6 separate regions of the Homo sapiens genome follow, and regions 2, 3, 4, 5 and 6 are each linked to region 1. Evidence: chromatin loops called from intact Hi-C (ENCODE). Cell type or tissue: IMR-90. All regions are shown on one strand.

Region 1 (5,000 bases):
ATTGTTTTTTAAGAAGAGAAAGTACTTTAGGCATGAGAATTATTTGTCTCTCTGATCTAATAATATTAATAATAATGAATACTTTGAGTTCTATATGTTCACTCACAGATTATATTGTAAGTTATACACGAATGTTATATTGTGGCAACAAATTTTCAAGCTAACGCTTGTTCAAGGAATTTAGCCTTATTTTTCTAAAACTAAATTAAACTTCTCTGTTTCCCATGCTACCTGATGGCAAAAAACACCTTTCCATTCAGTTTCAACAGAGACCATGAGCAATTGATGGCAATTGCTTCCACATTCGAAAATGAGATATGGATCCGCAGTGCTAAGGGAGGTGGGTTGCTGCATTGGGAAGTCTGAGGTTGCTGGAGCAAATGATGGTGACCATGTCCACTGGATCACTTGTGGGGCAGTACACAGAGGCCCAAGTTAGAAAACCAGCCTGCAGGTCAGCTTAAATGCTGCCTAAGAGAACAGCCTGGAGAGATGAGGTGATCTCAACAGAACAGGGGGCTACCAAGTTCCAAGGGACTAAGGGGCCATCAACAGCCAGCTAGAGAGATGCTTTGATAGTGGTGTCTTTGAATTAACTATCTCAGAGTCAGCTTTACACACCTGCCAAACCTGGAGAGCTTATAAGTCAATTTGCAGCAGTATCAATGGAGTAGCAAGGCCATTTCTGCTATTATTGCTTCTCTCTCTCCACTACCTTGGAACAGCCAGAGCCAGGCTCAAAGTGGGGTGAGCGGCTGGGTGAGTGGTTAAGGAATAAGAGCTCTAGGCAGGAACAAAAAAGAATGTAAGATGGGTCTCCTCTGTCCCTTTTCAGTAGATTTTGGCTATGCTTTTTGAGGGACTGCTATCTTCTGGAGAAATTCTGGGAATTTAAAAGAAATTTTTAAAGAAATTGACTGTGATATAGAATCAAACATATTAATTAGTTTATGTGTATTATGTGTCTGTATGTCTATGGCTAACAACTGGAGAACTTTTACAAAAATTTAAGTATGACTGGAAAAGTCATGGGGACTGCCTGAGTTTCCATTTAAGAAAGTTGAAAAGAGATATCAGGCCACAGAACAGGTTTCAATGGGCAGTGGGGGGAATCACTAAAATTGTGCTCTGATTATATCTGACAAGCCCCATTTATCCACTGTATTGGCTATATCAATATGTTGGCTACAAATAATTCAGTGTGCTTGTCCTCAATTCTACCATGATTGCTTTGCTGTGGTGCAGTGGTGACTATCTGTCAAGGCCTGGGCTGAGGAGAGAGGCCTCTGAGCAGTTTAATGAGGCATCATGGGGGATAAAAACAAACACATTGCTGAATATTTCAAATGATCATTCCAAGGCTGCTATCTCATTCAGTCATCAGAAGAAACCGATAGGGTAAGTGCTATTATTTTTCTTTTCTTACACATGGGGGAAACTGAGGCTTAGAGAGGTAAGATTACTTGCCACAGGGGACCACACGTAAGAGGTAAATGAGGAGAATTTAAAGCCAGTCTGCCTCCCTCTTCAGCCCATTCTCTGAATATCATAGTTCAGAGTAGATAGTGTAGCCTCCACGAATCCCTATTGTGGCTATAGCAGGGGACAGTGTATTGTTCTTTTTCTAGGAGACATTTTTGGAGTGGGGGTGGGAAGGTAGTCAACGAAATTTACTAACTCACACAACTCTCCCTATCTCGTAGGCATTTCTCCATGAAAAAAATAGCTCTAAAAACAGCTAGAGGAGATGTCTGCTTATTATAACTGGCCTCTGCCAAAGGCTTACTTTTAATTGTTATAGAGCCAGGTCAGTTATTCCTTTGACTGTGGAAATAATAAGATGGTTATAAAATGCAGCTTTGGTATGGTTTCCTTGCAAGAAGTTCACATTTTCTATCAAGAAAATAATTCTGTGTGTATGGAAGTGTGTGCCTAAGAGTTTTTGAGTGCAGATAAAATTGTTTTGATGCCTGAATTCTCACAAAGTTTAGCCAAAATATCCAGGTACTTCCAGGCTACTGTCAATATTGGGATTGCTCCTTCTCATTCCTCCATGTGGCAGGACTTTTAAAGAGGAAAAAAGGACTGAGTTTAGAGTGCTGAAATAACAGCCCGATTATAATTTTTGTCAATTTACCACTTGGACGTTTATTCTCTCCTTCCCTATATATTCCAACTCCTTGCTCTTTTTGCATTGTAAAATATAGTATTTTTAGGATTATACACCATATGCTAATCTTTTACCCACTCTTCAGTATCACAACTTTCTTTCTCTGTGGGGAGGAAAAATCCCTGTCCCCTTTCTGTCTTCTTGCCTTTTGATTCTATTTGCCATAGTCTAATTGACACCCCAAGGTCATCAGCCCCTGCCTTTGTGCTAGGACACGCAAACCACCCAGGCCAATCCCTAACCTGTTTTTTCAAAAAACCTCCAATCAGAGAGAATCCACGACTTCCTTTTGTGAACTGTTGCACCGTGCAATTGCACACTATAAATGTCTTTCCTTATCTGTGTGTACTCTTATCTCACTGTTCTATTTTTTCTCCTCATTTATATTAACTCTTTCTTACCTTTTTTTCTGAACTTCTAGGCCTTCTCTTTCCAGAACTGGTGGAAGACAAATGAAACGGCCAAGATGGTAAGGTGAGTAGTTCCTGGGAACGCTTGTGCTCTAACCCCAAGTTATGTGGGATGGACACTCGAGGGGTGATGGCATTCCTCATTTTACAAGTTACTTGCTTGGCTGCGGCTGCTCCACCAAGATAGCAAACATTCTCGATCTTTTGAACTTCATGAGACTGACATTTCTGAGTCTGTTTGCGAACAGGACACTAGAGGGCTCCCAGGGGTTAAAAATAAGTGGAAATTTATTTGAATGAAAACTGATTCTCTACGGCATTTCTTTTTTCCGAATTTAAAATTAAAGTTTATTTTGTTAACTATTGTTTTTAAAAGCTTTGTATCTCTTAAAACCATGCAGCAGTCAGTTTCCAAGTTTTGCTTTGCAATCAGTAGTTTTCAAGGGAGCTTTTAAAGCTGAACTGAAATGTTTGAAATGTGGAACACTCTTGACCATGAAATATGTTCTACTTACATGCCTCAGCCTTTAAAAGTTCTTTGCATTAGAGTCAAGGATTACATTCTTCCTGGAGCCAAGCATGGGGCCAGCTGTGTAAGTAAGGTTGCTTACGAGTTTCTTCTTTTTCTTTTTAATAGTGAAAAAACAGAACTAGAGATGCTTTTATTTTCTTTCAGCTGACTTCGGTGGAAAGAAAAGAAATAAAAAGCAGTCAGAGTTGTGTTGTGTTGTGTGTGTGTATGTGTGTGAGAGAGAGAGAAAGAGAGAGAGAGAGAGAAACAGAATAAATGCAACTGCTTCCAAGATATATGGACATTTATGGCTTTGTATTATACTAACAATGTAAGCTAATGGAACATATTATTAATATGAAGTACAATTTGTACCTTTAGACTAAGAGAATATGTTTCTAAATTTTATTGTTAATACTTGCTGCTTGTACTTAGTTAATTCAGGACTTTAAAAAATAAAAATGGTATAGGTATAGAGTATTAAAAAATTATCTATTACTTGTCTTAAGTTCTTTCTGAATTTCAAAAAGGAAAAGCCCAGGTTTGTCACATTTTAACGCTTTTGCTTCAGAGTCAACTTAAATGACTCTAGGTACAAGTTATAAAACACTCTTGGATTTTTGTGGCTTGTTTTCACTACTTTCAAGTGACTATCAAATCTATACATCTATCTCGTTTGCATGCTTTTAAATTTTATTTTTAAAAACATTTAGTGGTGATATTTATGAAAGGAAATGATTACTTTTTTTCTTGACTCTTGTAGAGGAACTTAAATGGTTTGAAATTGTGACTCAGTTAACTCTGTATCCATTCATTCCCAGAAACAAGCCGCATTTCTCCTTGGGGAGACTGATAATTTAAAAGGTTTGTTGTGTCAGAAACATTCCCAGCTTCATCACCAACCCTTTCCTTCCACCTCTGCCCACTGGAGACCACTTATATCCCGAAGCGGACGCGGCAGCTGAAGTCAGGAAACCATGCATCACATTAGCAGGAGCCAACTGCAGACTTTAAACTCCGTTCAACATGTGGATGCGGCAGAGAAATGACCTGTCCAGACAAGCCGGGGCAGCTCATAAACTGGTTCATCTGCTCCCTGTGCGTCCCGCGGGTGCGTAAGCTCTGGAGCAGCCGGCGTCCAAGGACCCGGAGAAACCTTCTGCTGGGCACTGCGTGTGCCATCTACTTGGGCTTCCTGGTGAGCCAGGTGGGGAGGGCCTCTCTCCAGCATGGACAGGCGGCTGAGAAGGGGCCACATCGCAGCCGCGACACCGCCGAGCCATCCTTCCCTGAGATACCCCTGGATGGTACCCTGGCCCCTCCAGAGTCCCAGGGCAATGGGTCCACTCTGCAGCCCAATGTGGTGTACATTACCCTACGCTCCAAGCGCAGCAAGCCGGCCAATATCCGTGGCACCGTGAAGCCCAAGCGCAGGAAAAAGCATGCAGTGGCATCGGCTGCCCCAGGGCAGGAGGCTTTGGTCGGACCATCCCTTCAGCCGCAGGAAGCGGCAAGGGAAGCTGATGCTGTAGCACCTGGGTACGCTCAGGGAGCAAACCTGGTTAAGATTGGAGAGCGACCCTGGAGGTTGGTGCGGGGTCCGGGAGTGCGAGCCGGGGGCCCAGACTTCCTGCAGCCCAGCTCCAGGGAGAGCAACATTAGGATCTACAGCGAGAGCGCCCCCTCCTGGCTGAGCAAAGATGACATCCGAAGAATGCGACTCTTGGCGGACAGCGCAGTGGCAGGGCTCCGGCCTGTGTCCTCTAGGAGCGGAGCCCGTTTGCTGGTGCTGGAGGGGGGCGCACCTGGCGCTGTGCTCCGCTGTGGCCCTAGCCCCTGTGGGCTTCTCAAGCAGCCCTTGGACATGAGTGAGGTGTTTGCCTTCCACCTAGACAGGATCCTGGGGCTC
Region 2 (5,000 bases), 950 kb after region 1:
AGATTTTCATCCATTTCTTGACTTTGTGATTGTAGTTTACATAAGCATCTTTCCCTTTCCCTCTCTCTCATTCTGTCTCAAAAGAGTTAAACTAATTTTACATCTTCTATTGTCCATAGCACAAAAACAAACAAACAAAAAAGGATACAAATTCTCTATTTCATTTTGCAATCTCTAAATTTTGAAATGTCTCAGAGAATAAAAAAACGGAGTCACAAACATGTTAAGCGATTTGCCCAGTCAATGAGTTAATGTCAGCCCCAGAAATTTCTATCCAATGAGCCTCTCTTCTGTCACAGTACCCCCCTAGTTCTTTTTAGCAAACAGTAAGATTACTTATAACATGGGAGTTGCAAATGTCATGCTTTTGAATTATCATGTTGTCATCTTTAAAATGTGTTCAGTTCCTGAAAATAATTTGTTTTACTATCCTACTATAATAATCCATGCAGGGGTAATTTTAGTCTCTGGAAATGTGAACATATTTATTTTAGCTTCACTTCCTGAGGAGGGGAAAAAACTGTGCAAATGAAGACTTGATTATTCCAGCTTCTCAGAACTATGGACAAATTAAATTGTGTGGTAATTTTTTAAAAGAAGTCCACATGTTGATTACATGAATGTGTTCACCCTGCAAATATATGAATTTACATATGTGTTTAATATATACACATATTCTGGCTATATATTTTATTTCAGAAAAATTTCTATTTAAAAATTCAAAAATATTGAGAATGAGTATCTAAACCTAATAACCTAATCACAGTCTTTTATCTTTATAAAGCCCCAATACAGTAGTTTAGCATTTGTTGAAATCAAGGAATATTCATTTTGTCAATGGACATATGTTATTTTTGCAGAAAGTTCTTCTCATTATTTTCACCAATGAGTGAACTTGGCAATCATTGACTGTTTTCAAAAAGTACAGCTGTCAATACTTTCACTTCACATTCAAAACCTATGTCCTTCCTATACCCACAGCCGTTCCTTAGGAGTCATTACTTTTCAAAGCATTTTCACATAAGTATACAATTACACACAGTTAGATACTCAGAACAGTTGCATGACAAACTTGTAATTCAGGAAAAATTGGAACTTACTGATATCAAATGAATAGTCTAAATCTGTTAGGTAAATAGGTCAAATATAGAAGTCTTCAAATTTTAATTAAGTTGATTTCTTTGTATGTCATGTACTAAAATTTTCTGAGATATTCTATTACGGACGTTTTTCAAAGCTGCAAATCCACTTTAATTCTCCTCTTCTCTCTTTCGTTCTGTACCCCCACACCCGCCCTTCTTTCTTTTCTTACTTGGCACCAACATTTGAAGAAAATATATAGCAGTGAAACCTTCTTAAATAGATCCATTATAAACAATTAAATCCTAAATTACCACACAATGCCCCTATTCTATCAGTCTAAGAAAATTGTTTCTTCATTCGTCCGGGTGACAGTAGTTGCAAGAGTTGATGATGGGCCCAATATGATAATCAAGCTAAATCACGGAATATATGACTAAAGCTTAAAATGGGGAGGAGGGATGGCAACCAGTTGTTTGTGTGACGTGGGAAAACTGCAGTTGGGCTTTTCCTGTGGTAATTTTCCCCAAGCTCTGTAGCCAAAGTGGGAAGTGAGCCATCCGCAGATCTCCCCCAAATTGTTATCTATGAAATAACGACTGCGAATATTAGGGCAGGAAAGAATCACCGCAGGGCAGTCGGCAGGAAATGATGGCAGCTGCTGGGAAGAGGGCAGGAAGGCACAGTGGCCGCGACTGCCTGCCCACGCCTGCGCGGGGGAGCGAGCGCGGGGACCGGAGCCCTCTGGCCTCCACACCAATCCTTTTAGATCCCTAATTGTTTGGTTTCTAGTACTTTATCTGAACCCATCACAGAGCTTCCCAGCGAGTCCCGGAGCACTGCGCGGAGTGAGAGGGTTAATATGGAGCATTGCAAAGACTAAAATGGCTGATCAGCGACTTCTCCAGATTTTCAAACTCGGCCAGATCCCACGGCTTCCCAGTCCTTTTCCCCGGCTGCCTCTGCTGGAGCCCAGCTACCTGAGAACAAAGCGCGCCGGGCTGGCAAGCTGACCGCGGCGCCCCTGGCGGCCTCGCCCCCTCCAACTTAAGCGGAAGCGCAACTGAGCAGGAGAAATTGACAGCGCTCCCCCTTTCCACCGCCTCCCCGCCCCACCCCCACGCCACCCGGCCGGCCTGAGCCTGCGTCAGCCCCGCTCCTCGCCCCTCGGGTGGGCGTTATGTAACAGCCCCGATCCCAACTCCGGAACCATTTCAACAACTTGTCCCAAAGAGGAGAACATGGAGCTCGCGAGGGCCGCAGGGTGAGCCCAGCCGGTGCTGCGGATCTAAACTGGGGGCAGCGGGCGAGAGCGGCAGCTGCTGGGGCAGGAGGCCACTGGGCTCCGGCAGTCCCTCGTGGGATTTGTCCAACAGCCCGACTGCGCGCCCTGGGGAACAACGTGTTCTCTGTGGGCAGGGTGCCAACAGGCGCTCGATGGGGAGCGAGGTGGGAGGGCTTCTCCTGAAGCACTCAAGATGAGCGAAAACCCCTTGAACCCAAGAAAGCCGCCCTCCCTGGCTCCAACCCTCACCCCGGCTCCCTAATGCGCACACTCTTGACGTCCTTTCCCTCTCTCTTCAGCCCTCTCCAGCCAGCGGGGGTCCCTGAGATTACAGCCACCTTCTCTCTACACGGTCACACGCACGCGTGTGTGCAGTCACTCACACCCACACACTGACACACAGAAACGCACACACACCACCCCAGAAACGCACACACACACTCACACTCGCTGGCCTTCCGCGTGCAGCACCCGAAAGGCATGAATATTCATTACTTACAAGCATTAGTGACTGCGAAGCTGTTTGCCACCTCCAAATTGTCGATGTGGGGTGTCAGTCTGAACTCCGAAGTGGAAAACTGAACCATCCCTACTCGAAATGCACTGTATTCTTGATCGGCGCCCCTAGGAAATAGCCCCCCTGCAAAGAACAAACAGCAAGCAAGAGAACAGTGTCAGTGCCCCGGGAGGGAAAGGAGGGGCGCGCGCTAGCGCCCAAAAATCCAAGAGTCTCTTATTCACGCGAATAGGCCGAATAAACACACCTACGGACTCGGACAGCGGGGGTGGAATATCCAAAAGCTAGCCAAGGGGTCAAGACCCAGATGAGAGTCTGAAGGCGAGGTAGGCGGCCAGAAACCTTCACCTTTCCATGTAATCACAAGCTTTGCATTCAGACCCCAAGAAAATCTGAGCAAACTGGAAAATGTCGCTAAGGCAGAATTAATAAAATTTGGGGATCCGAAATGAGAGGACCTTTTCTTCTATTGTATCAAAGGCATAGTCTTTTCCTTTTGCTTCATCCTAAGAAAAACATGTATATTCTAGGTAGTTTAAATCTGGAATGCAGTCAAGGTATGACATAAGTCTACATGACATGAATTAATTTGTACACTGTGAACAAAGATTACCACCAAATTATGCACAATTCAAAAGCATAGCACAAAGGGTACCTACCTATCTGTATGCTGTTAGAAGAGACACCAAAAATCAGTCCCCATAAAACAGGAGAAAGGAGGACAGAAATATGCATAATCTTTTGCATTTCCAAGAAAAGTAGAGCATCCACAATATACCCCTTTTTTTTTCCTTTTCCTCCTCTTCCTTCTTTGGCTGTTTTCCTCTGCAAATTAGATCCTCTGCATTTTGAGACAGCAATTTAGCACCAAGCTGCTAAAACCTGAAGTGGAGGCAGAAGAATCCCTATTTCCCAGGTCCTGCTGGTGGCTGCTGATGCCCTGCGCCCTGTCCCCGCTCCAGAAGTCCGGAGGACTGGCTGAATGCAGTTTTCAGCGGAGCTGCCGCTGTGGTCCCAGTGTCTCGGAATATTCAGCACCCTCCCATGCACTCACACACACTCACCCTCTCTCGCGCTCTCTTCTCCCTCTCTCCTCTCTCACTCACGCGCGCGCGCACACACACACACACACACACATACACACACGCACACACACAGGCAAGTCACAGAGAGGGGCAGGCAGTCCCGGGCGCGCGTGCGCGACTCGCGGCAGGAGGCGGGAGCGCGCGCCCCCTCCCCCGCACGGCGCCCGGCACCCCGCACCACCGTGGACGCGTCGCGTGCGCGGCGCTGAGAAAGCACAGCTCGGGGCCCGTAGCCGCTGTCCCTCCGCGAGACCTCGGGTCTCCGGGGCTGTCGCGCCCACCGCGCGCCTCGGCCTTTCAGCACCGAGGACAGCGCCTCGCTCCCCGCCCGGAGCTACCTTCGTGCGGCTGTTGCAGCTGCTGCGGAGATGCTCCAACCTGGACCAAATGCAGCAAAGCTGATCTCCGGCTGCTGTGTAGAAGCCGAATTGCTAATTGTTGGCGGCGAAGCGTCCTCTCACCAGGCCCTGCTGTCTTACGTTACAAATAATTTTGATTTTTATCTTCCATCTCCTGTGAAAACCCATTTAGCAATACAGAAGCCCTGTCATCCTCCTCACCTGACCCAGCCGAAAGCAAACAAGCAAGCAAAGCACCGTGGAGGAAATATTCCAAAATTGTGCACTTGGGCTTCATGGGATGTAGCCAGGATCCAGGGAGAACCCCAAGTTATATCTTTAAATGCTTAAGCCGCACAAGAGATCAAGATGGAATCTTTTAAATATTTTGCATGAAAATCCCATCTTTAGAGTATATTCCATTGGGCTGTGATGCTGACTCGCCTAGTTACAGAGCGCACGGGTCTTTCTCGCAGCTTTCACTGCAATCCCTCCCTTGTAGAGTCATGTAGACTTGGTTTCCTAGAAGCCCTTGCTTTATGCAGATTGAAAGCAAGAGACTCTGGTTTAAGGAAAGGCTATTAGAGGAAAGTGATTAGAAGATGAAGCTAGTGTAGGAATGCCACAGAGATGCAGATTCTTTCCCAGAGACTTACTTAGAAATCTGTTTCCCCATCGCGTTTTGGCCGGGGGTT
Region 3 (5,000 bases), 150 kb after region 1:
ATGTTTGTTAGCCATTAATAATAAATTCTCTTTAATGGTAATAAAGCTAAAGAAATGAATACCCCATTGCATATTTGCCAGTAGCTGAGGAAAGTTTTCGAAAGTGACCTCAGTTTTTTTTAATTGCCCTGAAACAATGCTTATAGGTGATCCCTGGATCAAAGAATTAGTTCATTTCAAACTCATGTTTATTAATTTCCTGACACTTATGTATAAGATCATTTTTGCTCAGATGTGGGTCTAAATCGGTTTGTTCATATCTGGATAAAAGGGAGAAGGTATTTGATATCTTCAAACTGTTGTTTTTCAATCTATGAGATTTTCTTAAATACAGAAAATACTCTTAATGAAAGCCATGGTGTAAAATACAGTTTAAATATTCAGTGGTTTTCTTATGTCTTCTCTATGAAAGCAGGAAATTAGAGTTAGTAAGTAGGATGAAAAGAATGCGTTTCTTACACTGCACATAAATTAGATCATTTTATTTGTAGCCACCTCATCCCTGGGAATCCCATGCAGAAGGCAAGTCTTAAACAATACACCATTTCCAGAGGGTTGGAGAGAATGTAATTTACACCGTGAAATCCATTCTCTCTTCTTAAGAATTTTATTCCTTGAGTATTGTTTCATCTAGGTGCTGAATATATGTGAATTTTAAGATTTATGATCTGGTTCAATGTTGCTGGAATCATAATGGCTGTGATTCTACTTTGCTGACCACTTGAAAGCCAGACATAAGTTGATGGAGATAGAAATTCGGTCATCTTTATACCTATGTTAGAATTATCAATTCTTCCACAATACTACCGAGGTTAACAGTATGTTTTTTACATTTGATTTCAACACACACGTAAAAACAGCAACTGATAATTAGGTGTTTTTGTTGTTGTTGTTTTGTTTTGTTTTTTGATACAAAGTCTCGCTCTGTCAACTAGGCTGGAGGGCAGTGGCACGATCTCGGCTCACTGCAGCCCTGCTTCCTGGGTTCAAGTGATTCTCCTGCCTCAGCCTCCCAGGTGGCTGGGATTACAGGTGTGTGCCATCATGCCTGGCTAATTTTTGTATTTTTTAGTAGAGACGGGGTTTCCCTATGTTGGCCAGGCTGGTCTCAAACTCCTGACCTTGGGTGATCTGCCCGCCTTGGCCTCCCACAGTGCTGGGATTACAGGCATGAGCCAATGCGCCCAACCATACTGATCATTAGGTGTTTATTGGTAGAATACATCTCCTTGTTTATTACATGAAGCATGTGGGCACTCCAACAAGTCGCAGCATTTGGTATAATATATAAACAATAAGTAATTGTTAAATAAATAAATGCCTGGGATTGAATCTTCTTTCTACCATTCTTAGTTGTATGATGTTTCTCTTCGTTTCCTCATCTGTACAAACGGTGCTGATAGTAACAGTTTCTACCCATTAGAATGGATTAAACATGATAATACAGGTAAAGCACTTAAGAAGGTGCCAATGCATGTTAATAGTAAGCCCTGCCTTTAGTCACCCACCTCTCACCAACATGTCCAAAGATAGCTCCTACACTCTTGGCCACACCACCAGACTCTAACTAGAGCCGTGATTGACCTTCTTAACCTTGATTGACTTTGTATAGGAAAACTTAGGGGGCTTTCAAAAAATACTGACATCTAGGTTCCCACTCCTAGTGAGTTTGATTTAATTGGGTTAGGGTTTGACCTGAGCATAGAGATTTATAAAGGCTCCGCAGGTAATCCTAAAGTGCAGCTAAAGCTGAAGAAAAACTGGACTGGATGTGATCAACAGGGCTTGTCTACCTCTAAATCTTATAGCTTTTCCTCAGAGTATCTAGAAATCAGCAATAATATATCAAAATCACTCCTCTTAGATTTACAACTCTTTTTACGCTAGATGAAATCCAGATAGGTTATATCTTTATAATGTTAACATATTTTTAGTTCTGGATTAATGCCTCTTTGGCCCAGGGTGTGTGAGTTGTTAAATTCGTTCCTATCATTTTAGTGTTATCTTTGTGAGGAATGAACATACTGATTAATATTACATTTTACAAAGTGGCATATTTTCAAAGCTTCTTTGTAGAGACTACTGCTTTGACTTAATATCAAGGAATAGAATGGCTAACGTTCTCTGAATAGGCATTTGTTTTGCTGTAAGAATTCCTTAAGCATGATGTCGGCGACTGACAAGATGAAAAATGGTTCTGTGATTCATTTCCAGCCTCAGGCTTATAGAACCACTTAAATATTTTGAGATGTCCTCCTACATCCTGAAATTGTACTAAATCAGAACTGAAAGGATCTCAACAGTCTGAGATTGATCCAAGGGTTAAAATATCATACTCTATTTCTTTTCCATAATACAGTAATGCTATGAAAATAAAGTTTACAAAGAAAGATTAAATATGATTAACAGGCAAATTTGAGCTTGAAACTTACTATCATATTCTGTTATAATTTGTCTGAACAAGTTAAAAAAATGTTACATGCCCCTCACATACTCCTAATCATCAGATGCTCCTAATGAAACAACATATAAATGGATTCTTGAAAGCATTCACAATTCCAGACCATTTTGAGCCAGTCATTAAAATCTTTTGTTCTCTTAATGCCTTGTAAAGTTATTCTCAAGCAATGTTCCAGCTGACTATGACTCATAGTCAGGGGACCAGGCCAATGGAACTTAGCATGAAGTGCTTTATGTGGTATAAAGAGGCTTCTACTGTATTTCAATGTATGGACTTTGAAAGTAACACACAGTAAAGCCAGATGGTAAACACATGTTGACCCCATTCAGAAAACACAGTCCTAAGATTCAACATAAGCTCTGCATCAAGAAAGAATGCAAGGTTGTTAAAGAATAACAGACTCTCACTGAAATAGATAAACAATAGTATAAGGGCCTATAAAAATAATTCAACTGAAATACTTCCTTGTTGGTTTTAGCAAAAAGAGAGTATCCTTGATATTTTCAGATGACTGACTATATTCATGTATCAGATTTCATTTTTAGACACAGCATCTTGACTGTAATAGTTATTATAGATTTATTCATTCCACGTATATATAGAGAGTGTCTACCGTGTGTCAGGTATTGTGATAGGAGTTGAGACTTAGTGAACAAGATTAGCATCAAACTTATTAGGAGCACTGGAGAAGCACCCAGAGGAAATGATTATATAAGATTATTATTTATATAGTTATCATGCTCATATGAAGTCCACCAAAATCTAGAATAATACGACACATATAGAACTTAATATGTGTGAGATTCTGTTCTAAATGTTTACACATAATAACTCATTTAATCTTGCAACAATCTGTGAAGTGGTTTCTACTACTATCCCACTGTAATGTGTAAGGAAAATGAAACAAAGAGGGGTTAAGTAACTTGCCTAGGATGACCCTGCTAGTAATGTCAGAGCTGGAGTTCCCTGCTTTCCAGGTAGCCTGGTGTCTGTTTTACATTTTGAGCTACATCATGAGCTAGTGATACAATTACTTGACACTAATTATACTTTACAATAAAGCATATTAATTCGAGTAATTTTAATACAGTAATCCTTTGATGTTTATTACTTGAAGGAACAGTACAGGTTAAGACAGAATAGCAAGAAAACTTGAATGATAATAAAGAGATACAAGGGAGAAAGTGTTACTTTATGTATTATGCCCTAACATTTAAAATATTTTTAGTAACCTTAATTTCATTTTTTAAATATAAAAATAATTAACACTCATAGTAGGAAATATAGAAAAGTGAAAAACCACCATACACTATCTCATTTTCAAGATGAGAATATTTTATTACTATTCTTTTTCTATATGTAAGATTCATAGAATTATAATATAGTGATTAAAATAAAATTGTATGCTACTTATTGCATACATTAGTATAATATAAACATATCTCACAGTAAAATAGTTATTTCTAAACCTTATTTTCAAAAGTAGCTCCCCATCCCATCTTTTTAGGAAAAGAGGATTATCTTTCACATTATTCCTTGATACCAAAGTTATCCAGAGTCTGATATTTATCTAAGCCAGCCTGGTGGTTTGGGAGTTCTTTAACATGTGCAGAATGATGGTCTGGAAAAACCTAAGTTATTGTTCAACAGCTGAATAAACTATCAATATCAAGAGAGCAGTGCAAATCTCTCTAAATAATTCTTTTAAAGAGGAAGCCATCTCAATGGAAATGGGTGAATATTTGTCCTTTGTAATATTATGATGCGAATTTCCAATTACTGAACCCAATGTCAGCTCCTGAACAAGTGAGATAAATGCCTTAGCTCATAGGTACTTTTGACTCCCAAGACATGTCACTCTAAAACCTCATGTTCATTTATTTCACCAACATTTAATACCACAGCACATGATTTATTTGGTATGATTCCAGTGCATTGGCAGGGAAAATAAATAATAGTTCTCTGCATATAATTATCTAGGAGACTAGGTCTTTGACAGGGGAATTACCCATTTAAAGATGGATGGCAAATGCTGCTAGTCATTGGAGAATGTCTGAAAGCCTTTTCTTGTTCCGAAATGAGTCTTTAAAGAAGGCATCTGTAGAACAAATGATTATAGAGGTCACATAGTTCAAATGACAAATTCTGCTAACAAAGCAAGGCTCCTGTGTATTACTGGGCACTTTTGCTTCTTAGGTCATGGAAAGAGAAAAATAAAGAGATAGCTAGGGAAGGAAAAGCAATTGTTCCAAAAACCACCACTATCACCAGCACCACCACCAATGATAACAATAAAATCACCAAAACAATTGCAACAAAAAGTAGATAAAGTTGAAGAGAGAGAGCAAAAGAGCAAAAAGGGAAGTGAAATGCAGAAAAAAGTACATATGGTAAGAATTATGGAGAAATTCTGCCAGTGGTACTAACTGAATAAACTGTCGAATTGATCTAATATATGGTTCAGAGGGCTGACAGCTGAATTTCAGGTATCTTCATTAGCAACTGTGCACCTTTAAAATGCGGCATATCTTTATTTTCC
Region 4 (5,000 bases), 180 kb after region 1:
GAGTCTTCCTCTGTCACCCAGGCTGAAGTGCAGAAGCTAAATCTTGGCTCACTGCAACCTCCACCTCCTGGGTTCAAGCAATCCTCTTGCCTCAGCCTCCCAAGTAGCTGGGACTACAGGTGCAAGCCACCATGCCTGGCTAATTTTTCTATTTTTAGTAGAGACGGGATTTTACCATGTTGGTTAGGCTGGTTTCGAACTCCTGACCTCAAGTGATCCTTGTCTAGGCCTCCCAAAGTTCTGGGACTACAGACGTGGCCACCATGCCTGGCAGTTTAAGGTATTTTTAATATCTATTACATATATACATACACATGTATTTAATTTTCTCACTTTAAATATTTTGATATCACCCCAAAAATATTCTGGTTTTGTGCCAACACCCTGTCTAAATGTAGAAATATTGAATATTGGATTCTTTTGGAGTCAACAAATATTTGTCAAGAATTTGCTTTAAATGCAATAGTAATGGCTATTTTTATGCCATATTAGGACATTTGGACTCTATTGTATAGATGAATGGAGACTTATTGCAGGTATTTGGACAATGGAGTGAGATAATGGCATCTGTGAAAGCGTTCTGATAGTATAGGTAATGCTTTTGAGAGATTCAGGGTAGAGTTCAGTTAAGTTACTATAGGTCTGTAAAGTGACAAAGGATCTGAGAAATATCTATAAAATAAATATAAGGTAAATTAGTTGATTTGAGGACATGCAGGAGAGGATACAGTCAAGGACGCTTTTTGGTTACTTCACTTGGGTGAAGTGATGAGATGTGGAATCCCCACATTTTGCTGAGAAAATAAGAGGATGAGCAGCTTTAGATGAGAAGGCCATGAGTTAGCTTTAAATACATTGACCTTGAGGTACTTCAAAGTATTTGAACACTGGTAGAAACATTCAACTATTTGGTTATAGGTTAAGTCGTTAGCATTTAGGTTAAAATGTAAAGCTTTGTAGTCATAATAAAGAGGGGTTTTCAGGCATTTTACCTTCTTTTTATCTGTTTTATTTTATGTCTTCTTAAAACTTCAAACCAATATCTTTTTCCTTCTACAGATAAATGGGAAACTTGTAATGATATGGAGGGGTCTTTACTTTAACATTTTTATGTTTTTATCAATTCCCAAATGGACCAGCTACTTCTCAGCTTCAAGCACATCTTCTTGTTTAATAAGTACCCTTTGTTTCTCCTTTAATTTCTAAGCTCCAAGGAAACAAACTATAATCTTGCAAGAATGTTCAATAGGCAATAAATAAAGTCAACATCACATGGTCAAGGTCAATATTAGAACAGTGACATGATAAACAAACTCTTTTATTTTGTTAGTTCACAACTCTAGTATTGTGTTGCTCTGTGGGTTTTATTTCCAAATAACCCCTGTAAAATTTGATGTTTCCTTAGATCCGGAAACCCACCAGAACGAATGCTAACAGAATCAGGACTTTCAATGCATTTTATTATGAATTTTAAAAGGCCCAGCAAAAGTAGGATATATTGCTCATAAGTAACTTTTAAAAATAAGTTTAGACTCCCTTCTGATATTAAAATAATGGATGTTCATTTAATAAACTTGTAAACATGTATATATAATAAGTTGAGAATTCAAAAAGGAAAAGGTAGATGATTGAGTTTTCCTATTAACCGGTTTTTAAAATATTTTAAAGTAATTTCTATTAGTAGTAATGGCCATTGAAAGTATAATTGATGCAATATTTTTGCCTTTATAAACACTTGTGTGTTTCCTAAAGACTCAGAAAATAACACTGTATTTAAAAAGTTATAAATCTGTTTCATTTGTACTGCTCAAGATGGGGAAACAAAAATCATGAGGAAACATCTGGTCTTTTTGGAGAAGCAGAAATCCCACAGAAAGTCTAAATGACCTATTTCATAACTTTCTTAAAAAATTGGAACTACCGTAATTGTCAGGAAGTTACGCAGTTTTCATTTTTGAGAAAGCCTTAAAATGTTCATTGTTTGCTGATAAAAATTGAAGTGGCAGTCAATTTTCTAAAAGGTGGCAGAATAGTGCAGGTTTTTGTTCCAAGATGATGTATAGATAAGACTATAAGATTCAGAGAAACATTTAGGGAAAGCGCTGGCCCTTTGGTATCTCTAGAACGCTCAATGTTTTTATTAACTTGGATTAAGAATCAGCATTTGAATTCATGCCTTTTCTCTGATCTTTGCTGCCCCCTAGTGACTCACATTACTACATTTCTCCTGTTGAAATCTACGTAGTCTACGTCTAATTAATATTGTAATTATTGTGCTGAATTAAATATTTATGAGAAACAAATATTTAAAGATTTCTAATGTTTAGGTAAAAATACTAACCTTGCCTCAAGGTTAACCCACTGGTCTCAAGAAATAAGTTGGTTGGATTACTCACCATGATGGATGAAATAGTTGAAGAGAGAAACACTATTCCAAGTTATTAAAATAGTAGTGCTGAAAGTGTGATTTGACAGAATATTTTGGATGGGGAAAACACAATACTTGATGAAATCATGTAAATTTCACATCTTTAAGCCAACTAATGCCATGTTGGGTATAATAACTACCCAAGAAAGTAATGAAAAAATATAAATTAAAATAAATGCAACTATTTTTACTAAGTTGTTAATAAGTTTGATATAAATGATAATACAAAATTAGGAATGCATCATATGGCCTAAAGTTGAGAAATGCTTTAAAAAGTGTGTGCATGTATACATACACTTACAGGTGTTTGTGTAAAATTGTATGTCCTCTTGTTGCCATTAAAAATAGAAAATATACAAGTTATATAATAACCTGTATGTTTTCAACTTTCAACCATATAGAATACAGGATTTATCCTGTAAATTATAATGCTTTTAACCATTTGGAATACAGAATTTATTACTATAAAATAGTGGTTAGTATGCAAAAGCGAAGAACAACAAAATTCAGAAGGGGTTTTACTACTTGTAAATGAAAACTGGATTTGTATTTCGTGTGTTTACTGATTTGTTTTTTCTGTATGGATGAATAATTATGCATGAAAAATAAATTAAAGGATGTGGCATGTGCATGAATGATACGGCTTGGTGAAATATTGTCAAGTATTATTTTCATTTAACCTTGCTTGGATCGCAGCTGGGGCTTATAGAGTTAGAGTGCTTGGCTGAATAGCCACCTGGCTATTATGAAAAATTCATGGTTTCAGGCGAGATTTCAATCACTGCCACTTTTCTAAAGGTGAAAAATAAAAATCCCATCTTTATTCACATAGATGCCCTAAATGGTAACATCTGTAACATGATAACTATAGTTATTTTAGGGAAAGGGGGATAAAAGCTTATCTTTTGTATAACTCCTTAGAATTCCAAATATTTTATTTTAATTTGCTTTACTATCAAAATTTCCTAATTGTTTAAATTCAAAGGTGATTTTTGAATTCATAAGACAATCAAACCCTTCATACTCTTCCAAAGCCAAATGTATGAATAGCTATCTGTCCTGTTATACAGGTATTTTTAAACTCACACATTCACTATTCTAGTTTTCCCCTAAGGTGGGCATTGCCTGAAGTTTAGTCCTAACTTTCCATTTCTGTCTCTATGTGTTGTGCTTTGGAGATCTTACTCTCTCCAGCTGTGTGCATATCTCCTTGTAGATACCTCTACAGTCAGCCTCTCCAGCACTGACTGCTTGTCTCAACTTGGGTTCGACATTTCCAGCAGTCTCCTGCATATAAGTCACTTGGTTGTTCCACGGTTAATACCAACACAAGCGTAAATTTGTCTCAAACAAGATGGAAGAAAGGTAGAGATTACTGAGTTCAAAACCTTTCTTTCTTTTTCTTTCTTTCTTTTTTTCTTTCTTTCTTTTTTTTGAGACAGAGAGTCTCACTCTGTCGCCCAGGCTGGAGTGCAGTGGCACAATCTTGGCTCACAGCAACCTCTGCCTCCTGGGTTCAAGTGATTCTCCTGCCTCAGCCTACTGAGTAGCTGGGATTACAGGCACATGCCACCACGCCTGGGTAATTTTTGTGTTTTTAGTAGAGATGGGGTTTCACCATGTTGGTCAGGCGGGTCACGAACTCCTGACCTCGTGATCCACCCGCCTCGGCCTCCCAAAGTGCTGGGATTACAGGCATGAGCCATCATGCCTGGCCTATTCTTTGATTCTTAATAAGGATTATCTTCTTGTAATTTCTTGAGCAGAAGTATATGAGAGGTAATTTTGTTTAGAACTTGTGTATGTGAAAAATTAAAAATGTTTGTTTCTACCTTCTCATTTGATTGGTAGTTTGTCTGGGTTCAGAATTCTATGTTGAAAATTATTATTCACAAAATGTTGAAGGCATGAAATTCAATTTTCTTTCTGCTTCCAATTGCCTGTTTTTCTCTGTATCTCAATTCCCTGAAATTTTACAGTACTGTGCTTTGCTATGAATTATCTTTTCATTCATTGTGGTAGATACTAATCCGCCCTTTCCATGTGTAAATCCAGACATTTCGATCCTAGATGTTTTTTTGTTTCTTTCTGTATAGTTTATTTCCTTTCATTTTCTTCTTTGTCTTTTTCTGAGGCTCTTATTTGACTGTTTGAACTTTAGTAACAAACCTCTAAAATTTTATCTAGTCTTACCTATTTTTCATTTTGTATTTTTGCTATGCTTTCTGGAAGAGTCTGTCATCTTTATTTTAATCATATTTTATTTTCTAGGAGCTTTTATTGTTTGAATGCTCCTCCGTCATTTTAAAATAATAGTCTAAATATTCTAATTTATGGATATATTATCCGTAAATTTTTATCTCTTTAAGGCGACTTGTATCTCTTTAAGGCGATTGATTATAGAGTTTCTTTGCATTCTTTCTCCTAGTTCCTGCCTTGCCTCAGGTCTTCTGCGTTGCTCGTTCTCTTTGTTGGGCTTCTGTGTTTGAGTTAGTGATATGACTTTCCTCATCCTTGGCTGTTATTTGCCATTTAAGAGTAAAACCCTATAAATATATTAGAAGCTTTGTGT
Region 5 (5,000 bases), 83 kb before region 1:
CATCTTTATAACACAGATGATACTGTTGAATTAAGGTAAATGGATGTGGATTTTACTAGTCCATATGTGAGTAGGGAACCCGCACAAAAAATGTGGACCTATTTTGAGAGTCACATGTTAAAATGAGACTTTTCCTATTTTATCAGTATTGGGGGCCTCAATTTAAAGCGTTGTAAGTGCCCACACTTAGGATTTCAAAAAAGAGAGTGCCAGGCCACCTTATCAGTTTGCAAAGGGGTGACTCTATTCAATGTTTGGTGGGTCCCGTCCCATTATGTACTTCAGGAGTGGGATACAAATATGTAAGGTGAACCTTGAAGCAACTTGGGATACTATTAAATTATACCACTAGAATGTCTCCATAGTGACAAAGTTTTATGTTTGCATAAATTTAGAATTCCTTTAGTTGAAAACAACCATTTTACAAATATGAGGAAGTTAAAATACCTCACAAAGTAATGTTACCTACCAGAGGCAAGGCCAGGAGGATCATCGAAGTTTTTTGGCTCTCAGATCAGTAATCTCATTACCATATCCAATGCATCTCTGTTTGCAAATTTGAAACCTTCTAAGACTCTAAGAGTGGGAATGATATGAGAAAACACCAGTTTGTTTCTTTGTATAAATCCAGAACAAAAGTTGTATTCCTTCTAATGTACCCAAAGAAGAGGAAAAAGAGGGGTAGCAATGAGATAAATAAGTGATATGTGGAGTTTGAAACTTTCTAAGTTTCTATAAGATGTAAAAATATTACATTTACATTGAAAATTATTATTAAAAAAGTCATGTAACTCTGTATTTCCATTGCTAATGTAACAAATTATCACAAATTTAGTGGCTTAAAACAATACAAATGTTGTTTCTTATAGTTCTGTAGGTTAGGAGCCTGACATGGGCTAACACCAAGGGACTGGCAAGGCTGTGCCTTTCTGGAGGCTGTAGGGGTGAATCTGTTTCCTTCTCTTTTCCAGCTTCTAGAAGCTGCCCACATTTCTTGGCCTGTGTTCCCTTCCCTCATCTTGAAAGTCAACAATGCATGGGTTTAGTCCTTCTCATAGGACATCACTCTGACCTCCATTTCCATCACCTTATCTCCTTCTCAACTCTGATTCTTCTCTTCCACTTTCAAGGACCCTTGAGATTACACTGTGACCACCTGGATAATCCAGGGTCTTCCAGTCTTAAGGTCCTTATTGACACATGCAAGTCCCTCTTGCCAAGTGAGGTGAACACTTCTTTTTGTGTATGTGATGAATAATATATATATATAATATATATAATACTACATAATATATACATAATACTATATATAATATATATAATACTATATATAATACTATATATAATACTATATATTATATATAATACTATATATAATATATAATACTATATATAATATATATAATACTATATATAATATATAATACTATATATAATATATATAATACTATATATAATATATAATACTATATATAATATATATAATACTATATATAATATATAATACTATATATAATATATATAATACTATATATAATATATAATACTATATATAATATATATAATACTATATATAATATATAATACTATATATAATATATATAATACTATAGATATATACACTAGTCTATTTTATCATTTACTACCGTAAAATATACATAAATCTATTATAAAATCTCCGTTGCTATTGTGGTGAGCTCTAGCGTTGCGACTATCCACTTAAAGCACCATGTGGTGCTAATCATCTCCAGGTGAGTCAACTGTCTCTCCAGTCAATTGCCTCTGGTGGTTATGATCTCTTGCAGTTCCTGTATATTTTTCATCATTTTTTATTGCAATAAAATTAAACCTTGTAAACCTTGGATAACACCATGGGACCCATATGGACCTCGACTAGTGATGCTGGAAGTGCTCCCAAGAAGCAGAGAAAAGTCATGACATTATTAGAAAAAGCTGAATTGCTTGATATGTACCACAGATTGAGGTCTGCAGATGCAGTTGCCCAACATTTCAGAAGATTCTTCTTGCAATCAGATGATGCAAACTTATGGTATCGGTAAATATAGTATAATACTGTAAATGTATTTTCTCTTCCCTATAATTTTCTTAACAATATTTTCTTTTCTCTAGATTACTGTAAAAATATAGTATATAATATATATAACATACAAAATATGTGTTAACTGTTTATGTTACAGGTAAGGTTTCTGGTCAACAGTAGACTATTAGTAGCTAAATTCCTTTTTTTTTTACATAAATACGTATTTATAGAAAGTATTTATTACTTTGGTTACTAAAAATTTACCTAAATGTTATGCTATGCACATGGTTCCACAACTTGCCTTTACGCAATGTGTTTTTTAGCTCTATCAATATTGAGACTTATAAGTCTAGTAGTTAGTAACTCTGAATATAAATAAATCAGTATGTCAGGAATAAAAGAAGATTTTGTAGTTCGGGGAGATGCTGTGCTATTAATCCTTTAAAATTTATTAGGATTTTCTGTTCCTATGGTAGAAAATTTCCATAATCTGATACAAGCCTTATTGGCTGCTACTTCTACTGAATGTAGTTCTGTCTCTGTACACAAGATGGCAGGATCTCTTTAGTACAGATGGGGTTGCCATTTGACAGAAAGCCAGGCCAGAAAAATGTAAAATAAACACTAGAATTTAGCCATACTAGATTAGGAGAAATAAAACCTAAAAGTCTCAAGAGAGTTAGGCATTCACTTCCTAAGGTGAGCAAACAAAATGCAGATTTGGCAACTGCCCATTTAGACTAGCCTCTAAATAATAAGTTGCTTTTTGGTAACCATTTTGAAAAAGCTTGTTTGGTACCAGAAACTATATACTATATAGAGGTCTGTGTGTGTGTGTATATATACACACACACACACACACACACACACACACACACACACACACATATATATAAATGTGTATATATATATACACACACATATATATAAATGTGTATATATATACACACATATATAAATGTGTATATATATACATATATAAATGTGTGTATATATATATACAAAGTATATATAGGGATATATATAAATTATATAGAGGTAATAAGACTGATTTTTCATTTTTCTTCTGAAACTGCTTTACTTCACATTTAAAATTTTGCATATAAATTGGAAATCCCAACTAAAGAATAATTAAAAGTTATCCAATATAAAATTCTAAAATATATTTAAATGAGAAAAATAGCTTTTGTATCACAATTTATTCAAAGTTTATCAGCATAATTTAATGACATTTCAGGTTAAAATTAAAATGAGTATAAGAAGTTATAGTCAAATATTTATTTGTATTAGCAATTCAATAAACAAACAGAAGCTCCATCACTTTTAAGTAGTATTCATTTAGAGGAGTAATAATTGTTTGGATGGGAAGGTGGTGAGCTTAGTAGCTCTTACATGGTGTTCTCCAATCTACAAAAACTTTTTTCCCCTTCAAACAACACATAATAATAAAGCTAACAATTATATAGTGTTTGCCAAGTACCAGATACTCATCAACATACTTTACAGATTTGAACTAATTTCAACCACACAATAACCATGTGAGGTAGATGCCATCATAAACTCCATTTTGTTAATGAGGGGCCTGACACAGAGGGCTTAGGAACTTGTCCAAAGCCACACAAATAAAATGAAGCAGAGGTGGGATTTAACCCATGCACATTGACTTCAGAGTATACACACAAATAAAAAGCTGTTTTGTTTCTCCTGCATAGCAAAGTAATAAACAGTACTATCAGGTGGGAATGGGTAAAATTTACATTTGAATAGGGGTTTCGTTATCTCAAAGTTTTGGAAACAATTGCAACAAACATTGTACTGGCAGTTCTGTTTCAGTTTTCTTTTTTCTTACAAATTTAAATTAAATTTCTTTTTTAGAGATGGGACCTTGCTATGTTGCCTAGGCTGGCAGATTTGCACTCTTGGGCTAAGTGACCCTCCTACTTCAGCCGCCCCAGCAGCTGGGATTATAGTAGTGCGCCACCCTGCCTGGCTTAATTTCAGTTTTCTTAAAAAAAAAAAAAAAAAAAAAAAACTAGCATGCCTGTCATTTTATTTTGCCTACTGGAAACCACCAGTTAAAACAAGAAGAAAACAGGAAACCTCCAGTTAAGAGGGTTTTAGAAAAGTGTATTTCAGAAAAAAAAGTTGTACATTCAAAAGAGTGGTTGTTTCCTTTAAATTGTTACTGATAACCTACAATCTCACTTTAGCAACATATCTGTGTGTATTTATGTACGTGAATATACTTGTGTATGTATGTATTATGTTATGCACATTTTCTCAATGATGAAAAATTTTTGTTCTCTGAGAATGGACTTTATCTGGCGATAATCAAAAGCATTATGAGCTAAAATGGGTAGATGATGTAGAGTTGGGCGATATTAACTTGAAATAAACAGAAGTTTTGGCTAACAATAATAAAATGGCCTTTTTAACATTTAGTTACCAACTATGCATTTACTTTATGAAACAAAGGATCCAAATATCTTTGGAATCTAATTCCATTAGAAGGTAAGGCTCTCCCTCCTCGCCCAAGGTATTTCTGCCTCACTTCACTGGGGTAATAGGTGAGAAATATGGACTGTAACTTCTTTGTATATGGACTCTATACTGTGTTCTAGATTATGCAACACTAGGTACATACTGTGGTAAAAAGAGCATCCTCGTATGTAATGCTATAATAATGTAGACATTTTAGTCACCCAGTAAAGTACTACCTTCATAAACAGTTCATCAGAAGAAATTTTCATTTTTATACTTGAATGAAACTCAATCTTCCTTCATTCTCACATTTTTGGGGAAAAAAATCATTTACCCACTCCAACAGTGGCTGAGATCCATTTGCTATATGAAAATGCACTCTTTTCTCAGCATGATCTCTCCGCTGTCCGATAGACGCGTTCTCTTAACTACTGCTGCCACCTGCTGGTTTTGTCATTGTTAGATTTTAGAAAAAGCA
Region 6 (5,000 bases), 52 kb after region 1:
CTCTGTCACCCAGGCTGGAGTGCATGGCAAGATCTCAGCTCATTGCAGCCTCTGCCTTCTGGGTTCAAGGGATTTTCCTGCCTCAGCCTCCTGAGTAGCTGGGATTATAGGCGCCTGCCACCATACCCTGCTAGTTTTTGTATTTTTAGCAGAGATGGGGTTTCACCATGTTGGCCAGGCTGGTCTGGTACTCCTGACCTCAGGTGATCTGCCTGCCTTGGCCTCCCAAAGTGCTGGAATTACAGGCATGAGCCACAGCACTTGGCTAACACAATTTTATAATAAAATGGGACCATGAAGTCAGCATCTTGTCCAACAACTTCATCCTCCCGATGGAGAAACTGAGGCTTAGTGAGGCAAAGTGACTTGCCCCAGTCTATACAAACTGTTGACCTAGAATCTTCAATGTTGAAATTGACTTAGAAAGTTGGAAAGCCAAGATATTCTCAGAGATTTATTATCTACCAAGATAAAATAAGAAATCTCAACTTTATAAACCTTGAAGGTTTTACAGGCATATTCATATGTAGTAATAATTTTAGGGCACTGTTTTATGAACATTTGGAGAGCAGAATAAACAAGAAAGCTACTTATATTATGAAACTTTTGATGATTACATTGCACAGTTGATCGAGAATTTACTATGTGTTATGCTCTGTTAAACAATGCAGATACATGAATTAATAAGTAAATTTTTAACATGTTAACCATCAATCAAGACCTGTAATTGGGCTTTAAGTTATATCTTCAGTAGCAAAAACGTAGGAAAACAATTCTTTTGAGAAGTGTCCAGAAATGAACTCTTATTAGACTAGAGAGGGGATTTGGTACTCACAGTAAGAGTTTGCCTATCTATAGTTTATTGTCAATGATTGCTGCTTGAAATGATAGTTCAGAGTCACATTGTGGCTAAATGATCTAATCACCTCAATATGTTCTGCAGACATCATCATGTTCCAGTGTCGTGTTACAATAATAGATTAACACTGTTTTGCAACCTAATGAATATACTGATTTATCAGAAATGCATTAATTTATGTTCTGTGTTGTACCAGTGGTATTTAGCCTTTTATGAGATCTGGATCTCTTTGAGAAGCTGATTAAAAGTTCAGCTGTCCATACAGTTCTGTATATAGTTTCATGGGGCTCTCAGATCTGCAGATACCCATTTATGGAGCTCTTCCCTCCCAGGTCTGTGGTCTCCCAGCTTAAGAAAGCTTGCTTTCCAGTGTATTTAAGAAGATGGGAAATTATATTATTTGCATTCAGAAGATCTTCACCTAATATATTTTAAAAGCCTTGTTTTTATGCAAAGGTGAAAACTTAGGTTTTGGTAAAGAATATTTAATGAGATACTTTATTCAACCAATGAAAGTTGAGAGACAGTTTACTTTACCAATTCTTAAACATTTTCAGCCCATACCATCAATTCCAAATTCACTACCATTTACTTAATCAACTACAGAAACAAACCTTCGAGTTTATTTTCACTTCAACCTTTAATTTATTAAAAATTACCAGTTACCTGTTTTATTTGCTGTGAAATACAAAAGATCTCAGATAGTCCCTTTTAAAATTGTGTTTTGCACAGAAACAAAAAACCAAACACTGCATGTTCTCACTCATAAGTGGGAGTTGAACAATGAGAACACATGGACACAGGGAGGGGAACATCACACACCGGGGTCTGTTGGGGGGTGGTCTGTTGGGGGGTGGTCTGGAGCTAGGGGAGGGATAGCATTAGGAGAAATACCTAATGTAGATGACGGGTTGATGGGTGCAGCAAACCACCATGGCACGTGTATACCTATGTAACAAACCTGCACGTTCTGCACATGTATCCCAGAACTTAAAGTATAATAAAAAAATTGTGTTTTGGAGTATGGGAGAAATATAGTCAATGTTGAATGATTTACTGCCAGTGGTTTTCTGGGCATCACCATAATGCTCCTGCTTTTTATTAAACAATTTCCTAAACAAATGAATGAATTTTTCCTAAAGGAATTATTTCCTTGACATTTATGCAAAGAACTGTAACCATTTCTTACTGTTATTTTGGCCTGTTAGAGGAGTTTGAAGTGTCTATGCTCCTGTCATCTTTTGCCCCACTTCCAATTTACACACAGCTGTCTTATGTCAAAATATGACATCTTCACCGATTTTTAAGCTCTGTAGTCCTCCGGGATAGGGCTTTGCTGTAAGAAAGGTCTGACTAAGAAGGGTTGCTGGCAGACTGTTTTGCAACCTAAAAATGCACATGGTAAGCCAATGAAGTCACAGGATTCCTTTCTTAAAACGGCATTGCATGTGGTTAAATTTGTTCAACATTTTTTTTCATCTTAGAAAGGTACCATTTTATCCTCATGACTCCAAAGTGTATTTAGTTTGTTGATAAAAATATGCACAGTCATGTGTATATTAAGAAATCTGTGTCTTCTTTTAAGAAAGTTATCTGTATTTTGTAAGAGTACTTGTCAAGATTTCTAAAGCTTTTGAGACAAAGAGCTAACAAATAAAAAAAAAACTCTTGTCAGTGGCTTTAATCATTGCTGCAGAATAGCCAGCTGTGCTATATTTCGAAAGGCAAACTGGACTGCAGAGAGTGGGACAAGTCACTGAATAAGACTGAAACAGCTGCGATTCTGCAAGAAGTGCCGACAGTTTCTTTAGCTTCAGGACACCAGACGCTATTTGGTTTATAAAGTACCCTATGTTATTGGCTCTGCTTCTGTTTAGAAGAACAAGATATTTTGTTCTGTACACTCATTTCAGGCTCTCAAGAGTATTAAAAAACCCCATCATTCTCAGCAAACTAACACAAGAACAGAAAACCAAACACCACATGTTCTCACTCATAAGTGGGAGTTGAACAATGAGAACACATGGACACAGGGAGGGGAACATCACACACCAGGGCCTGTGGAGGGGTTGGGGCTAGGGGAGGGATAGCATTAGGAGAAATACCTAATGTAGATGACGGGTTGATGGGTGCAGCAAACCCATGGCACGTGTATAACAAACCTGCACGTTCTGCACATGTATCCCACAACTTAAAGTATAATAAAAAGGAAAGAAAAGAAAAAAGAAACAACTATGATCCAGATATTCCCTCTAACTTTCTGAGAATACATTATTATTAAACTTGCAAGATTCAGTTCTTTTGAAAGAGAATGAGCAAATAATCTGTAGCTCCTCCTAGGAGGGAGTCAATTTTCTTCTCTTTTAATCAGGTAACAAATGACAGTTATGACTTTCCCAGGAGTTTTGGTGGCTATTATGGCAATGCTATTTGCTGTTCTTATTGAGTATTGCTGTTAGTATTCCTTTGTTGCTTGTGATACCAAAAGTTTTATCTCAGACAGAAAGAATATGTTATGTTTAGAGAGGAGGGATGTGGCAGCATCCAGAGAAGCAAATTCCTAATTAAGGACAAATTTCTAATTAAAACCTGACTTTAGCCTGGGTTTTCTTTTTATTTATTTTATTATACTTTAAGTTTTAGGGTACATGTGCACAACGTGCAGGTTAGTTACATATGTATACATGCGCCATGTTGTTGTGCTGCACCCAGTAACTCGTCATTTAGCATTAGGTATATCTCCAAATGCCATCCCTCCCCACTCCCCCTGCCCCACAACAGGCCCCAGTGTGTGATGTTCCCCTTCCTGTGTCCATGTGTTCTCATTGTTCAATTCCCACCTATGAGTGAGAACATGTGGTGTTTGGTTTTTTGACCTTGCGATAGTTTGCTGAGAATGATGGTTTCCAGCTTCATCCATGTCCCTACAAAGGACGTGAACTCATCATTTTTTATGGCTGCATAGTATTCCATGGTATATATTGCCACATTTTCTTAATCCAGTCTATCATTGTTGGACATTTGACTTGGTTCCAAGTCTTTGCTATTGTGAATAGTGCTGCAATAAACATACGTGTGCATGTGTCTTTATAGCAGCATGATTTATAATCCTTTCAGTATATACCCAGTAATGGGATGGCTGGGTCAAATGGTATTTCTACTTCTAGATCCCTGAGGAATCGCCATACTGACTTCCACAAGGGTTGAACTAGTTTACAGTACCACCAACAGTGTAAAAATGTTCCTATTTCTCCACATCCTCTCCAGCACCTGTTGTTTCCTGACTTTTTAATGATCGCCATTCTAACTGCTGTGAGATGGTATCTCATTGTGGTTTTGATTTGCGTTTCTCTGATGGCCAGTGATGATGAGCATTTTTTCATGTGTCTTTTGGCTGCATAAATTGATAGACCGCTAGCAAGACTAATAAAGAAGAAAAGAGAGAAGAATCAAATAGATGCAATAAAAATGATAAAGGGGATATCACCACCGATCCCACAGAAATACAAACTACCATCAGAGAATACTATAAACACCTCTACGCAAATAAACTAGAAAATCTAGAAGAAATGGATAAATTCCTCGACACATACACCCCCCCAAGACTAAACCAGGAAGAAGTTGAATCTCTGAATAGACCAATAACAGGCTCTGAAATTGAGGCAATAATTAATAGCTTACCAACCAAAAAAAGTCCAGGACCAGATGGATTCACAGCCGAATTCTACCAGAGGTACAAAGAGGAGCTGGTACCATTCCTTCTGATACTATTTCAATCAATAGAAAAAGAGGGAATCCTCCCTAACTCATTTTATGAGGTCAGCATCATCCTGATACCAAAGCCTGGCAGAGACACACACACACATAAAAGAGAATTTTAGACCAATATCCCTGATGAACATCGATGCAAAAATCCTCAATAAAATACTGGCAAACCAAATCCAGCAGCACATCAAAAAACTTATCCACCATGATCAAGTGGGCTTAATCCCTGGGATGCAAGCCTGGTTCAACATATGCAAATCAATCAACGTAATCCAGCATATAAACAGAATCAATGACAAAAACCACATGATTATCTCCATAGATGCAGAAAAGGCCTTTGACAAAATTCAACAACCCTTCATGCTAAAAACTCTCA

Evidence for each region. A loop is a pair of places that touch in the nucleus more often than their neighbours do. Peaks named below come from ENCODE experiments on the same cell type or tissue, not always from the same donor. Only the 100,000 strongest peaks of a DNase experiment are listed, where the experiment ranks them.
Region 2: it touches region 1 in a loop (4-fold over the local background); 16 of 110 quality-filtered maps call a loop at or near these places.
Region 3: a loop joins it to region 1, with 7 times the contacts of the local background. A loop is called at or near these places in 3 of 110 quality-filtered maps.
Region 4: it touches region 1 in a loop (14-fold over the local background); 95 of 110 quality-filtered maps call a loop at or near these places.
Region 5: a loop joins it to region 1, with 2.6 times the contacts of the local background. A loop is called at or near these places in 18 of 110 quality-filtered maps.
Region 6: a loop joins it to region 1, with 7 times the contacts of the local background. A loop is called at or near these places in 20 of 110 quality-filtered maps.

Annotation. Positions count from the first base shown.
Region 1 is chr4:158,170,512-158,175,511 of GRCh38, reverse strand. GASK1B (golgi associated kinase 1B) reads left to right here and starts at 2,487. Exons shown (of 5, transcript NM_001128424.2): 1 at 2,487-2,644; 2 at 3,913-5,000. The coding sequence starts at 4,137. GASK1B-AS1 (GASK1B antisense RNA 1) reads right to left here and starts at 4,760. Exons shown (of 5, transcript NR_147410.1): 1 at 4,032-4,760. It overlaps LOC101928007 (a long non-coding RNA gene), which reads left to right. Exons shown (of 4, transcript XR_007058350.1): 3 at 1,246-1,398; 4 at 1,704-1,824. RefSeq lists enhancers at 3,111-4,310, 4,484-5,000. In IMR-90, a CTCF peak has its summit at 2,823 (motif pointing right); DNase peaks (open chromatin) are centred at 2,831 and 3,131; H3K4me3 peaks cover 891 bases; H3K27ac peaks cover 1,722 bases.
Region 2 is chr4:157,219,672-157,224,671 of GRCh38, reverse strand. It overlaps GRIA2 (glutamate ionotropic receptor AMPA type subunit 2), which reads right to left and starts at 3,944. Exons shown (of 16, transcript NM_001083619.3): 1 at 3,542-3,944; 2 at 2,865-3,005. The coding sequence starts at 3,629. In IMR-90, no CTCF peak of the experiment used is centred here; no DNase peak of the experiment used is centred here; H3K4me3 peaks cover 379 bases; H3K27me3 peaks cover 3,253 bases.
Region 3 is chr4:158,018,113-158,023,112 of GRCh38, reverse strand. All of the region lies in intron 1 of LOC105377509 (a long non-coding RNA gene), which reads left to right. Among named protein-coding and RNA genes, the nearest start is that of GASK1B-AS1, 150 kb to the left of the region's middle. In IMR-90, no CTCF peak of the experiment used is centred here; DNase peaks (open chromatin) are centred at 2,172 and 2,672; H3K27ac peaks cover 2,068 bases.
Region 4 is chr4:157,989,442-157,994,441 of GRCh38, reverse strand. The region is part of intron 1 of LOC105377509 (a long non-coding RNA gene); the gene reads left to right. Among named protein-coding and RNA genes, the nearest start is that of GASK1B-AS1, 180 kb to the left of the region's middle. In IMR-90, a CTCF peak has its summit at 2,199 (motif pointing left); a DNase peak (open chromatin) is centred at 2,191; H3K27ac peaks cover 133 bases.
Region 5 is chr4:158,253,509-158,258,508 of GRCh38, reverse strand. It overlaps TMEM144 (transmembrane protein 144), which reads right to left. Exons shown (of 13, transcript NM_018342.5): 13 at 3,093-5,000. The coding sequence ends at 4,982. Among named protein-coding and RNA genes, the nearest start is that of TMEM144, 46 kb to the right of the region's middle. In IMR-90, CTCF peaks have their summits at 2,594 (motif pointing right) and 4,959 (motif pointing left); DNase peaks (open chromatin) are centred at 2,608 and 4,958.
Region 6 is chr4:158,118,654-158,123,653 of GRCh38, reverse strand. No RefSeq gene overlaps it. Among named protein-coding and RNA genes, the nearest start is that of GASK1B-AS1, 50 kb to the left of the region's middle. In IMR-90, no CTCF peak of the experiment used is centred here; a DNase peak (open chromatin) is centred at 2,253; H3K27ac peaks cover 2,675 bases.